Linked DNA regions of Homo sapiens: all the other regions are linked to region 2. The links are chromatin contacts, found by Hi-C or POLR2A ChIA-PET in ENCODE. All regions are on one chromosome and are shown on one strand. Each heading gives the region's core, a stretch centred on a gene start or an enhancer-like site at or near the end of the contact. The rest is flanking DNA. Distances are from core to core; before and after follow the strand shown.

Region 1 (4,074 bases), core at 1,390-3,889, 510 kb before region 2:
TGACATGATGACACTCAGGCTCCTGGTCAGCAGAGGGACGACAGCCAGAAGGAAAAAGCCATGCCCCTGCCACTGCATCCCATGTGAGTAACACACCGGCCAGCTTTCCAACAAAGTGGCATTTGATGAAGGACAAGCTGGAGGTCAAGAGATAAGCCCCCTGACCCACTGGCTCTAATCCAGGTCTGCAGGGGAGACAGGCCTCCCATTAAGAAAGTGTCATGGCAAGGGTGCAGCCCCAAAGGGGGAGGCCACCACAGGTCCCCCAGCTGCTGAGCTGCTCCCCCACAGCTAGAGCAGGTATTGGACTCTGGGCTAGGTGTGGAGGAAGGTTCTGGAAGAGTCAGACCTCAAGCCTTGCCCAGGCCTCCAGAGATTACACCAGAAGCATTCAGAGCCTGGCCAGGGTGGGGTCTAAAGCTCCACACCTGAGACAGTTGTCAGACCTAGGCACACCACCCACCAACCAGCACTGGGCACAGGCCTCCCCGGCACTGGCCCAAAAGGCATGCACTCACACCATCGACTGGGTGTTGGGGGGCTTCTGTCCCACATAGCTGTACGGAGCTGTCAAGGTACAGAGTTCACACTCAAACACTCCCAGAGGACGGCACTCTACATGGGACGCCATCTGCAAGATCAAGAGATGGGGTGTCCCTGGGTCACAGGCTTTCTCAGGAATCCTGCCCCTTTCCCAGCTATGAAGACCCTAACCATATAGTCCTAGCACAGTTTCTTGCCTCCCTACCGTACCCTTTTCTCTATCCCCAGCTGAAACAGGTTTTCACCGGTGCCCAGAGTGACAGGATTTGCTGTCCATATTCCAATGGTTTAAGGTTTTTGTACTGCTAGAGAGAAGGATCCAGACAGGATCAAGCCAGAGCACCCATCTCTTCTTCCAGGTCTGCACCACGGTAAAAGCGTTCCGGTCTCCTGCTCTGCCCCATTCTTTACCACAAGCCCCCAGTGAACGCTGGTGGAGAAGGGCCCAGAGTGGGTGCAAAATCTCCTGTTTCTGCTGCTCCTAGAAGCTCTATGCCCTCACATTAGTCCACACGTGGTGTGGACATTAGAACTGTTTTCTTGGCCAGGCGCAGTGGCTCATGCCTGTAATCCCAGCACTTTGGGAGGCCAAGGCAGGCGGATCACGAGGTCAGGAGATCGAGACCATCTAGCTAACATGGTGAAACCCCGCCTCTACTAAAAATACAAAAAATTAGCCAGGCGTGGTGGCGGGCGCCTATAGTCTCAGCTACATGGGAGTCTGAGGCAGGAGAATGGCGTGAACCCAGGAGACGGAGCTTGCAGTGAGCCGAGATCGCGTCACTGCACTCCAGCCTGGGAGACAGCGAGACTCCATCTCAAAAAACAAACAAACAAAAAAACTGTTTTCTTATCTGCTTGTATGGAACCCCCTTCTCATGTTCATGGTTGGGTCTTGGAGGCCTCTCTTTCCTTAGATTTCTGGCTAAATGGCTGCCATCTGATGGGTTCATCAAAAGTTACAATTTTGCTGATTACCCAGCTCCTTCTTTGACTATGGAATCAAGTACGACATTATCAGCTGGCCCCTAGCTCTTGGCTGTGACCTCCCCTCGCCTGAACTGAGCGTGGTGTATAAAGGCGTATCAAATGCGATGGCTTTCCCCACTGGGTGTCCCCAGATGCAACTCCAGGAAGCATGGGTTACCAGTGACTTTAAAAGTTAAGTCTGGCCCGGTGTGGTTGCTCATACCTGTAATCCCAGCACTCTGGTAGCCAGAGGCGGGCGGATTACCTGAGGTCAGGAGTTCAAGACCAACCTAGCCAACATGGCGAAACCCCATCTCTACTAAAAGTACAAAAATTAGCCGAGCATAGTGGCGGGTGCCTGTAATCCCAGCTACTTAGGAAGCTGAGGCAGGGGAATCACTTGAACCTAGGAGGCGGAGATTGCAGTGAGCCGAGATTGTGCCACTGTACTCCAGCCTGGGCGACAGGGCGAGACTCCTTCTCAAAAAAATAAAAATTAAAATTAAATAAAATAAAATATTAGCCGGGCGTGGGGGCGGGCGCCTCTAATCTCATCTACTCAGGAGACTGAGGTAGGAGAATCGCTTGAGCGGGGGGTTGGGGAGCGGGGGCTGGGGGGGCGGAGGTTGCGGTGAGCCGAGATCGCGCCACTGCATTCCAGCCTGGGCGACAGAGCGAGACTCTGTCTCAAAACAAAAGTTACGATCGATCGCGGGTGTGCGTGAACCTGATCCCGCTTCTCTTCTGCACGCCGGGGCGTCCTAGGCCCCTGCCGAGGCTCCTGGGGGCGGTGCCTGTGAACAGGGACGGCTGAGAGGGTCCGGGGATGCTGGTGGTCCCCGCGAGCCTCCGCCTGCCCTCTCTCGCCCCAGCGCTGCCCGAGGTCAGGGGGGACAGTCCCGTGAGGCCCACACCCCGCTTCTCGGTCCCGTCCCCAAAGCTGAGAGCGGCTGCGCCGACTCCTGGCGCTTGGAACCCAGCAGGCCACGCCGGCGCGGAACTCAGTCCCGGCGAGCGGGAGGCACCCTGAGGCAGCGCAGGGAAGGGCCACAGCACGCTCGCCCCAGTCACTCTGCCACCTCGAACTCACCGCCGCCCTCGTCCCACGGCTCCGCGTCCAAGGCGCCTGAGCGGCCCCGCCCCACCGCGGCCCGGCCAACCCCGGTGCAGCCGCAGACGCAGGCGCGGAGCGGGAGGCGGGACCTCGCGGTGGTTTTCCGCCTCTGCCTTGCTTTTCCGGTCGCCGCGGTCCTCTGCGCGGGATGTGGCTCTGAGCTTCGGGGTAGTCCGCGAGGCTGGGTTCCGTGCTGAGGGGCGTCGCGTCTGGCCGTGCGCTGCGGGAGCGCGCGGGCCTGGCCCGCTGTCCTGGCCGCTGCGAGGCGCTCAGCTTCTTTCTGAGTGTTCCGCCGGGTTCGACAGGGTCGAGGTCGCCGGCGCGAGGCTCCCGGATAGCTGAGGGGCGCGAGGGCGCCTCCAGTCTCCCACCTGCCCTCCCGCGCCGCGGACTAGGCTGCCAGTCTACCCCACCGGGACGTCTGCCCCCGCATGCAGGAGGGGGTGTGTCGGCCCAACGGGGTCTCAGGACCTGTCCCTGCTCCTCCAAAGCCCACGTCGCCTGCGGCGCCCCTCGGGTCTGCGCCGCGTTCTCCTTTAGCCTCCCGGGCCTCTCCGCTGCCCCTCGCCCCCAGGCACCAGCCACACCTGCTTCCTTCTGTTCCCGCCCGTGGCCTCTGACACGCCGTGCCCTGGACCCGAAATGCCCGCCCCACTCCTGGAGCCTCCGGTGTGTGAGAGGCACCTTTCCTTGGGGTCAGGGGCCCGGACTCTGAAGCCGGCCTGGCTTTGCCTGTGGGCCCCGATCCTCCCAGCTCGAGTCCCTCGCCCCAGCCGCCGCGGGCCTTCACCTGTGCTTTGGGGACGACAGGATGGCCACCCTCCTTCCCCCAAAGATTTGAGGGTTTTGCTCCACGCGGGAGAAGGTCTGCCTGTGCCACCAGCCGGCAGCCTTTCACATGCTGTTGCGTTACGGGGCCCTCTGTGACCTTTCCCTAGGCCGAGGGGTGCTTCGTCTCTGTTCCTGAGAGACCAGAATTTATTCTTGGTTTGTCAAGCCACATCTGTAGGAATGTTGCCCAGTTGCAGCAGGCTGGGGTCTGGGACTTGCTCCTTTGGCGAATTGAGAAGTAAGGATATAGAAGGCATTTTAGCACTAATGGAAACCAGAACCACTCTTAGACCTGGGCAAGAGGGGCCCCAGAAATTAGCAAGCGATTAGCAAGCAGCTGGATTTCGATGACCTCCACTGTACTTAGAGCAACGGCATTCGATTCGTTGGATCATTTCAAAGATGACATACTGGGTTGTTTGTTTGTTTCTGGCGGTGTCTAAAGATGGAACATCTTGAAGCATTTTGAATTTGACCTGTGGCTACCCTCAGATACAATGATGGTAACCCCATGAGTGCTGTTAAAGCAATTTGACTTATTGTAGACAGGTTAACACATGAGATGCGTTAAAAGAGTTAAGTGAAATAATAGGCAGCATTCAAAGAGCAAATCGTGG
Region 2 (3,705 bases), core at 1-2,500:
CCCTGGGGCCTTCTGAGCCCTACTAGGAGAGGATTCTAGGAGAGTAGGACGCCTTGCACATAGTAAGTACTAAGTCAATGTTACTTACCAGTAAATGAAGAGGCATGGGAAATTGTTATTATTTTTGAGACGGAGTTTCGCTCTGTCGCCCAGCCTGGAGTGCAGTGGCACGATCTGGGCTCACTGCAAGCTCTGCCTCACGGGTTCACGCTATTCTCCTGCCTCAGCCTCCAGGGAAATTCTTAATCAGAAAATATGTCTTAGATTTTTGTTTTAAAAGAGAACTGGCAGGAGCTCCAAATACACTAAAGCTCCAGTCTGAAATGACAGTCCCTGAGCATTCAATCTTTGGTCTAAGAAGCACAGAAATGTAATGCAAACCAGACACGGTTTTTTTAGTGATTTTCTGCACACACACACACACACACACACACACACAGTAAAAAGATCTAGTCATAACGTGTGCACCTGCAGTTCCAACTACTGGGGAGGGTGAGGCAGGAGGATCACTAGAGGGCAGGAGTTCGAGACTAGCCTGGGCAACATAGCAAGACACCCACCCCCAGTCCCCCCCGGAAAAAAAGAATAAAAAAGGTAAAAATAATTTTAAAAAGAGTAAAAGGAATGTAAAAATAATTTTAATGCATTTTATTTAATCCAATACATTAAAAATGTTACCTAACATGCAAACAATATACAAATTATTTTATACGACGTCTTTGGAATCCTGTATTTTACACGTAAAGCGCATCTCACTCCGGACTAGCCAGGTTTCAAGCACGTGATAGCCGCACAAGGCTGGAACCCAGGCCTGGGGAATTAATTCTTGTCCTCGGTGCTCAAACCATTCTTCCCTTCAAGCCTGGCCTAATCCCCAGTCTCTCTCATCTCTTCGAATACGCTCCGCGGTTATGCCCCTCACCTCACTGCACTGCAAATATTTCGTCCACTGAGTATTTGCTGATCGTCACTCAGTGCCGGGTGACCCAGCTTGACCAGCACCCGCAGCCGCCCTGCCACTGTTGGGCCGGGTATGGTGTGTCTGGCTTCCCTCTGTTCTGGGCCGGCTCCGAAACGCGCTCAAGAGAAATCGGAATCAGACACGGGGCAGTTCAGCTTTGGAAATGAGGAGCTCGAGGCTCCTGGGAGTCCGTTGCGGGCAGGTGGGCGCCGCTGTTGTGTCGGGAGAGCCAGGAGCGACAGACTCAAACTCAGAAACCCAACCACCTCCGCTCCCTCCGCGATGCGTGTAACGTGCGTTGCGCGGCGTCGCCCTTTAATAACGACGGGCGCTCGGAGTGCTGCGTCACTCGCCACCAGGGACTTAGGCGGGACTTCCGGGCGCGCGTAGGCACAACTTCCGGAAGGAGGCGGAAGAGCTTCTCGGCTCTAGGCTCTGGAGTCCCGGGAGCAGTGAGGGGCCACCCGGGGCACAGGAAAGGGCCGCTAGGGGAGGGCCGGGTGCACTCGGGGTGTCTGGGCCGCGGGTCTGAGGGATGAGGAGGGGCCATGGCCAGCGACGGGGCCAGGAAGCAATTCTGGAAGCGCAGCAACAGCAAGCTCCCGGGCAGGTGGGTGTGCCGCGGAGGGCCAGGTCGGGGTCAGGGGTCAGAGGTCAGGTGGCCGCGTTGGCCTCCTGGGCTGCGGGTGGAGTCGGGGGTCTGGAGAGGGCAACTTGGACTCTGAGGAGACTGCTGGATGGTGTGACGGGCGTTGGGGGGCTCGGAGGTCGGAGCGTGGGGTCTGGGGGTGACAGTGGCTGCACGTAGGATCGAGGCTTGCAAGGACGAGGAGGAGCTATTGGCGTTTTTCCTGACACTGGCAGGCTTCTTTCCGAGAAACTCCTGGGCTCCTTGGGGAGGCTGGAAGGAACTGATTCGGGTCATGCTGTGAAGTTTGGTGGAGTCCGGAAGCTGGCCGGGCTGAGGCCCCCCGTCTGCTGGGTGGATCAGTTTCTGCAGGGGGTGTGGTGTTTTTGACCCACTTGATTTGCCTGTGGTCTCTTGAGGGCTGCGGCTCTTGCCTTGAGCATAGAAGAGGACTAGAGTTTCCCTGTGAGTTTCCATGTTTCTGCTTGCTGGTGTCAAAACCACCTCCTATGTTGTGTTAGCAGGAAGTTTTTTTTTTTTTTTTTTTTTTTTTTTTTTTTTTCTTCGGCTGGAATGACCTGGGTACACCCTAGATGCTATACAGCTCCAGAGCTCCAGAGTCCTTGTCTGATTGCTGTGGCGCTGAGCTATGCCAGGGCCCTAGGGAATGAGACATTACGTGGAGGGTACCTAGGATAAAATCAGCCACTGGTGAAAACAGATCAGAGATAAGCAAACGTCAAGATTTCAGAACATAGTTCTGTTCCAAAGCTGAAGTCTGGAATGCTGAAAATTATGAATTGTGTTACGAAGATAAGTCTGAGTAGAATCATTCATAAACACAGTAAAATGGTTTGTACTCCTGTTTCATAATAAATATTATTGTTTGAGTGTTTGAATGATAAACTTTGGAATTTACTGCATCCAGTTAGAAAAGTTTACTTTTGGCCAGGTGTGGCGGCTCACGCCTGTAATCCCAGCACTTTGGGAGGTCGAGGTGGACAGATCACCTGAGGTCAGGAGTTTGAGACCAGCCTCACCAACATGGAGAAACCTAGTCTCTACTAAAAATACAAAATTAGCTGGGCATGGTGGCACATGCCTGTAATCCTGGCTACTTGGGAGGCTGAGGCAGGAGAATCACTTGAACCTGGGAGGTGGAGGTTGCAGTGAGCCGAGATCGTTCCATTGCACTCCATCCTGGGCAATAAGAGCGAAACTCTGTCTCAAAAAAAAAAAGGAAAGTTTACTTTTAAGAGTGATCTGGGGGTTAGCAGCGTGAGTTACTGACAGCTCAGACAGTGGCTTTGAGAATGAAGGGAGTCATCAAAGGTGGCCGGAGACCCTATTCGACTCCACAGGACCGTGCTTGATTCGAGAACAGTAAGACCTTTCAACAAAACCAGTGTCAGGGTCCAAGGTGAGTGAAGATTCTGGAATGGTGGTGGGTAGGAGGTCCTGGTAGTGACAGGAACAAATGCTGTAGAACATAAGAGTCCAGGGAAGAGGAGCCACATGACAGTGTAACTTTTATGTGTTACTTTTAGGTCTTAAGGTTTTGGTTCCTCATCAGTCTAAACTCTAATTCTTAATCAGCTTAGATGTAAGAATAACAGAGCTGCTGTGTGGAGTTACAGCAGTGACTCAACCTTTGGATTGAAGGCTGTGGCTCTTGGTAATTTGTCCTTATACTGAGTTGAATTTATGTCCATCTGGAAACTATGGATGTGACATTTGGAAATAGGGTTTTTGCACAAGTAATCAAGGTAAAATGAGGTCATACTGGATGAGGGTGGGCCTTAGTTCGTCAACTAGTATTTTTATAAAAAGAGGGAAATTTGAATACAGAGAGACACACACAGGGAAATGGCCCTATGGAGACAGAAACAGAGATTGGAATAGTACATTTACAAGCCAAGGAAAGCCAGGGGTTGCTGGCAGCCACCAGAAGCTAGAAGAGGCAAGGAAGGATGCTCACCTAGAGACTTGACAGAGAGCATGGCCCTGCAGATGACCACTTGATTTTGGGTTTTTGGCGTTTAAAACTGAGAGAGAATAAGTGTCTGTTGTGTTAAGCCATTCAGTTGGTGGTAATTTGTTATGGCAGCCACAGGAG
Region 3 (3,721 bases), core at 787-3,286, 720 kb before region 2:
TCATCGCCACTGGCGTTGGTGGGTGTGAGCGACGTGTCCGTGTGTGTGTGTGTGTGTGTGTGTGCGTGTGTGCATGTGTGTATGAAAATAGAGATATTCACACACACCCCTGAGCTTGGTGGACGGACCAAACCAAAGCCTGCCTAATTAACATGAGGCTGCCTTTCATCTCTCAGCCCACAACTTGATTTTCATGGAAATTTCTCTGTGTGGGAAAATTACAAGCATTTCTGATACAGGCAAGTGTTGTGAGAGTATGGCAGCATGTTGTCCTGGAATACTGGGATTTAGAGGCTGGGTTCCCCTAGCCTGTTCCTAACCAGCTGTGTGGCCTCTGGCTCCTTTCTTCACCCCCCATCTCTTGGTTTCCCCATCTCAAGTGCTCCAGGAAGGAAACACACAGGCTGTGCCCACATGCGTGGGCATTCACAGCACGTGCGGGTGACATTGCTCATTAAAACACTGTAAAAATTAATTGGCATTCACAAAGTTCTAGTCACAATAGCAAACATTTTAAAAAATCAGAAACAGGCCAGGCACAGTGGCTCACGCCTGTAATTTCAGCACTTTGGGAGGCCGAGGTGGATCACTTGAGCCTGGGAGGCAGAGGTTGCAGTGAGCCGAGATTGCACCACTGCACTCCAGCCTGGGTGACAGTGAGACCCTGTCTCAAAAAACAAACAAACAGACAACACAAACAATTCAATTGTCCATCAGTATGTGAGTGGGTAAACAAATGTCAATAGGCATATGATAAAATATCACGTAGCAGTAAAAAGGAATGGGCTATTGATAAACTCAACAACATAGATAGCAGGATCCCGAGCAAGAGTTCATACTCCATGAGTTAAAATTTTTTTTTAATAAATTGAAACTGATCTACGGTGGTTGGATTCAGATTGCTGGCTGCCAGGAAGTCAGAGACTGCCTGCAAGGGGCTCTAGGGAACATTTTGTGGTGATGTTTTCTTTCTTGATCGTGGTGATACATGTCACGGTTGCATACATTGTCAAAACTCATCGAACAGTAGAGGTGAAAGGGATTTTGCTGCATGGAACTTATTCCTTAATAAGGTTGATTTCAAAAATTAACTGGTATTTATACTTTATTTTTCAAATCTTGTAGAAAATAATGACATAAAATGCTCACAACGTATTCAACAAAAAGACTGTAAAATAACCTATAGTATGATCTAATGATTATATATACATGAATATATGTATGCATTTATAACTTACGATATGGTCCATTCATATAGATATGTGTACACACACACAAACACATATATGCATGCGCACATATATACACATACAGTTTGGAAAATATAGCAGAAGGACTTTCAACCAAATGCATTCAGTAATTACCTCATGGGTAATTGTTTTCTTTTTATTTTTTAATTCTAAATACCCTCTTAGTTTTTTCTTAATTCTAAATATCCTCTTAGTTTTTTTTTTTTTTTTTTGTACTTTTCTGTAATGAACACTATTTTTGTGGAAGAGAGTCTTTTTTGCTTGCTGTATTTTTCTTTATTGTTAATTGACAAATAATTGTATGTATTCATGAGGTATAATATGTTATATATATAACACTTTTCTTTTTATAAACAAATAAAAACAAACATCTCTCTTTTTTTTTTCCAGCTGTAGCAGGCCAGGGACATGGGGCTGGGCCCTGGACAGGGTGGTGAGGACATCCCGGTTCCCACGAAAAGCAACCGCCTGGCAAGTCTGGAGCAGGCGAAGAGGGAGTGAGGGGGTGTGGCTCGCTCCCCAAGTTCTTTGGCTCAGCTTCAGTGCTGGGTCATTCTTGGGGACTGCTATGCCCACTGGGCACTGCAGAACTTCTGGTGCGTGTGGCTAAGGGGAGTCGGGAAGAGCCCTGTCCCTGGACCAGACCTTCCTGTTGGGAGTACTGGGACCCAGTGACCTTGTGCACCTTTCCTGAAGCTTCTGGGCCCCAAGTGGTCGAATGCAGAGTGGGCTGGGGAGTCACAGACTGTGCTTCCTGCTTTCAACCTCCGTTCCAGGTTCCTGTGCGTTCCGTGGGCCCATCCACCTGGCTGGGCTTGGCTAGGCTGTGACCTTCTCTGAGGACAGGGCTCTGCCTGCATTTGGAGCTGCTGGGACCTCAGTGTCACCCCCCACTCTCGCCAGCTGGCCTCACAAAGGTGCCCAGGAGGAGACCTGATTGCCGACTCCTTTCCCCTCCCTGGCTGAGCAGATTCTACAACAGCCTGTGGAAATTAAAATAAGAGCTTAAAACTGTCAAAAAAATTTTTTTTAACCAAGTCACAAATGGGAAAGCTGAGGCGGCAGCAGGTTAAGGACACTTTGTGATGTAGCGTTCTCTCCCAGTGCTTTCGTACTGTAAACATCACAGTCCACGGTCCCTGTGAACAGGCAGCCACAGAGACTGGGTTTAGACTTGCCGGGGAAGGCTGCATCCAAAGTGGGGCCAGCTCAGAACTATTCCACCACATGGGGGGCCATTAGTTCTGCTCAGTTCTGTGGGGCCTCACTAGTGTTTCTATTTAAAAATAAGTCAAGGTAAAAGAAAAAGTTTCAAAATGTAACAGTCACGTATCTATTTCTGTAATTGTAAAGAAATACACTGTCATGTGACGGCTGGAGGCTCTGGAGCAGAGGGCCTAGGAGGAATTTTTTTTCTTTTTCTTTTTCTTTCCTGAATTCTCCAAACCGTCTATCACAGTGTGTATTGCTTTTATAACGGGAAGAGATAAAATAGACTTACATTAAAAATAATCAAACTGCACCTGTGCCTACATGTCAAATGATAAACGTGACAATCAAAGGCACTTTTTATTTATCGAATACCTGGTTCATGCCACATCTCCTGCTAGGCCCTCCCAGCGTGCTGGCTCCTCAGAACACCCTGCAGGTGGGAGCTGGGCACCAGGGTCCCTGAGGCAGCATTCAGCACCCACGTGGCAGAGCCAAGGCTGGACAGGGATGATTCCAACATCCAGGATTGTATTATGCTTATAACGACTTCCTGCCTGTTTGTATTTAAGACAAGGTCTCTCACTGCAGCTTTGACCTCCCGGGCTTGAGCAGTCTTCCCACCTCAGCCTCTGGAGTAGCTGGGAGTTACAGGTGCACACCCCCATGCTTGGCTAATTTTTGTATATTTTGCATAGACAGGGTTTCGCCGTGTTGCCCAGGCTGGTCTGGAATTCCTGGGCTCGTGCGATCCACCAGCCTCGGCCTCCCAAAGTGCTGGGATTACAGGCGTGAGCCACAACGCCCAGCCCCTGTCTCTTAAAGGTGAACATTTTCCCTAAATACAATGATCTTCAGTTAAAATATTTGTATCTTACATAGAATCTGGAATTATTTCTGTAAACAGAATTTAGTAAAAGAAATATAAAAATCAGCTGGGCACGTTGGCTCACGCCTGTAATCCCAGCACTTTGGGAGGCCGAGGTGGGCGGATCACAAGTTCAGGAGATCGAGACCACCACCCTGGCCAACATGGTGAAATCCCGTCTCTACTAAAAATACAAAAATTAGCTGGGCATGATGGTGCGCACCTGTAGTCCCAGCTACTCAGGAGGCTGAGGCAGGAGAATCGCTTGAACTCGGGAGGCGGAGGTTGCAGTGAGCCAAGATCGCACCACTGCGCCACTGCACTCCACCCTGGTGACAGAGCAAGACTGTGTCTCAAAAAAAAAAAAAAAAAAAAAAAGGAAAAAGAAAGAAAG

The links. A loop is a pair of places that touch in the nucleus more often than their neighbours do. ChIA-PET counts read pairs that join two places held with the same protein, here RNA polymerase II (POLR2A). Pooled maps may share reads with other maps.
Region 1: a pooled map shows a loop between it and region 2 (8-fold over the local background). The contact joins the promoter of CDPF1 here to the promoter of TBC1D22A-DT in region 2. A Hi-C loop is called at or near these places in 1 of 37 single-sample maps with no recorded cell type and 6 of 50 pooled maps. POLR2A ChIA-PET finds 5 or more read pairs at or near these places in 1 of 52 experiments (B cell).
Region 3: a map with no recorded cell type shows a loop between it and region 2 (4-fold over the local background). The contact joins the enhancer-like site here to the promoter of TBC1D22A-DT in region 2. A Hi-C loop is called at or near these places in 1 of 168 maps with a recorded cell type or tissue (CD4-positive, alpha-beta memory T cell), 7 of 37 single-sample maps with no recorded cell type and 8 of 50 pooled maps. POLR2A ChIA-PET finds 5 or more read pairs at or near these places in 5 of 52 experiments (CD4-positive, alpha-beta T cell, GM10248, GM12878 and 2 more).

The regions. Positions count from the first base shown.
Region 1 is chr22:46,247,654-46,251,727 of GRCh38, forward strand. It overlaps CDPF1 (cysteine rich DPF motif domain containing 1), which reads right to left and starts at 2,640. Exons shown (of 4, transcript NM_207327.5): 1 at 2,603-2,640; 2 at 519-631. The coding sequence starts at 631. RefSeq lists silencers at 2,219-2,388, 2,499-2,828 and an enhancer at 2,423-2,930.
Region 2 is chr22:46,761,278-46,764,982 of GRCh38, forward strand. TBC1D22A-DT (TBC1D22A divergent transcript) reads right to left here and starts at 1,251. Exons shown (of 1, transcript NR_186691.1): 1 at 634-1,251. It overlaps TBC1D22A (TBC1 domain family member 22A), which reads left to right and starts at 1,373. Exons shown (of 13, transcript NM_014346.5): 1 at 1,373-1,571. The coding sequence starts at 1,510. RefSeq lists enhancers at 420-1,254, 991-1,120, 1,821-1,900, 2,831-2,900, 2,941-3,020 and 1 more and a silencer at 2,021-2,080.
Region 3 is chr22:46,038,820-46,042,540 of GRCh38, forward strand. LINC00899 (long intergenic non-protein coding RNA 899) reads right to left here. Exons shown (of 4, transcript NR_027036.1): 4 at 1,088-2,233. LOC124905136 (a long non-coding RNA gene) reads left to right here. Exons shown (of 2, transcript XR_007068137.1): 2 at 1-1,618. Among named protein-coding and RNA genes, the nearest start is that of LINC00899, 4.2 kb to the right of the region's middle. Within about 2 kb of position 2,037, at least 6 of the 41 ENCODE cell types and tissues checked have a DNase peak (open chromatin) inside an H3K27ac peak, as active enhancers do.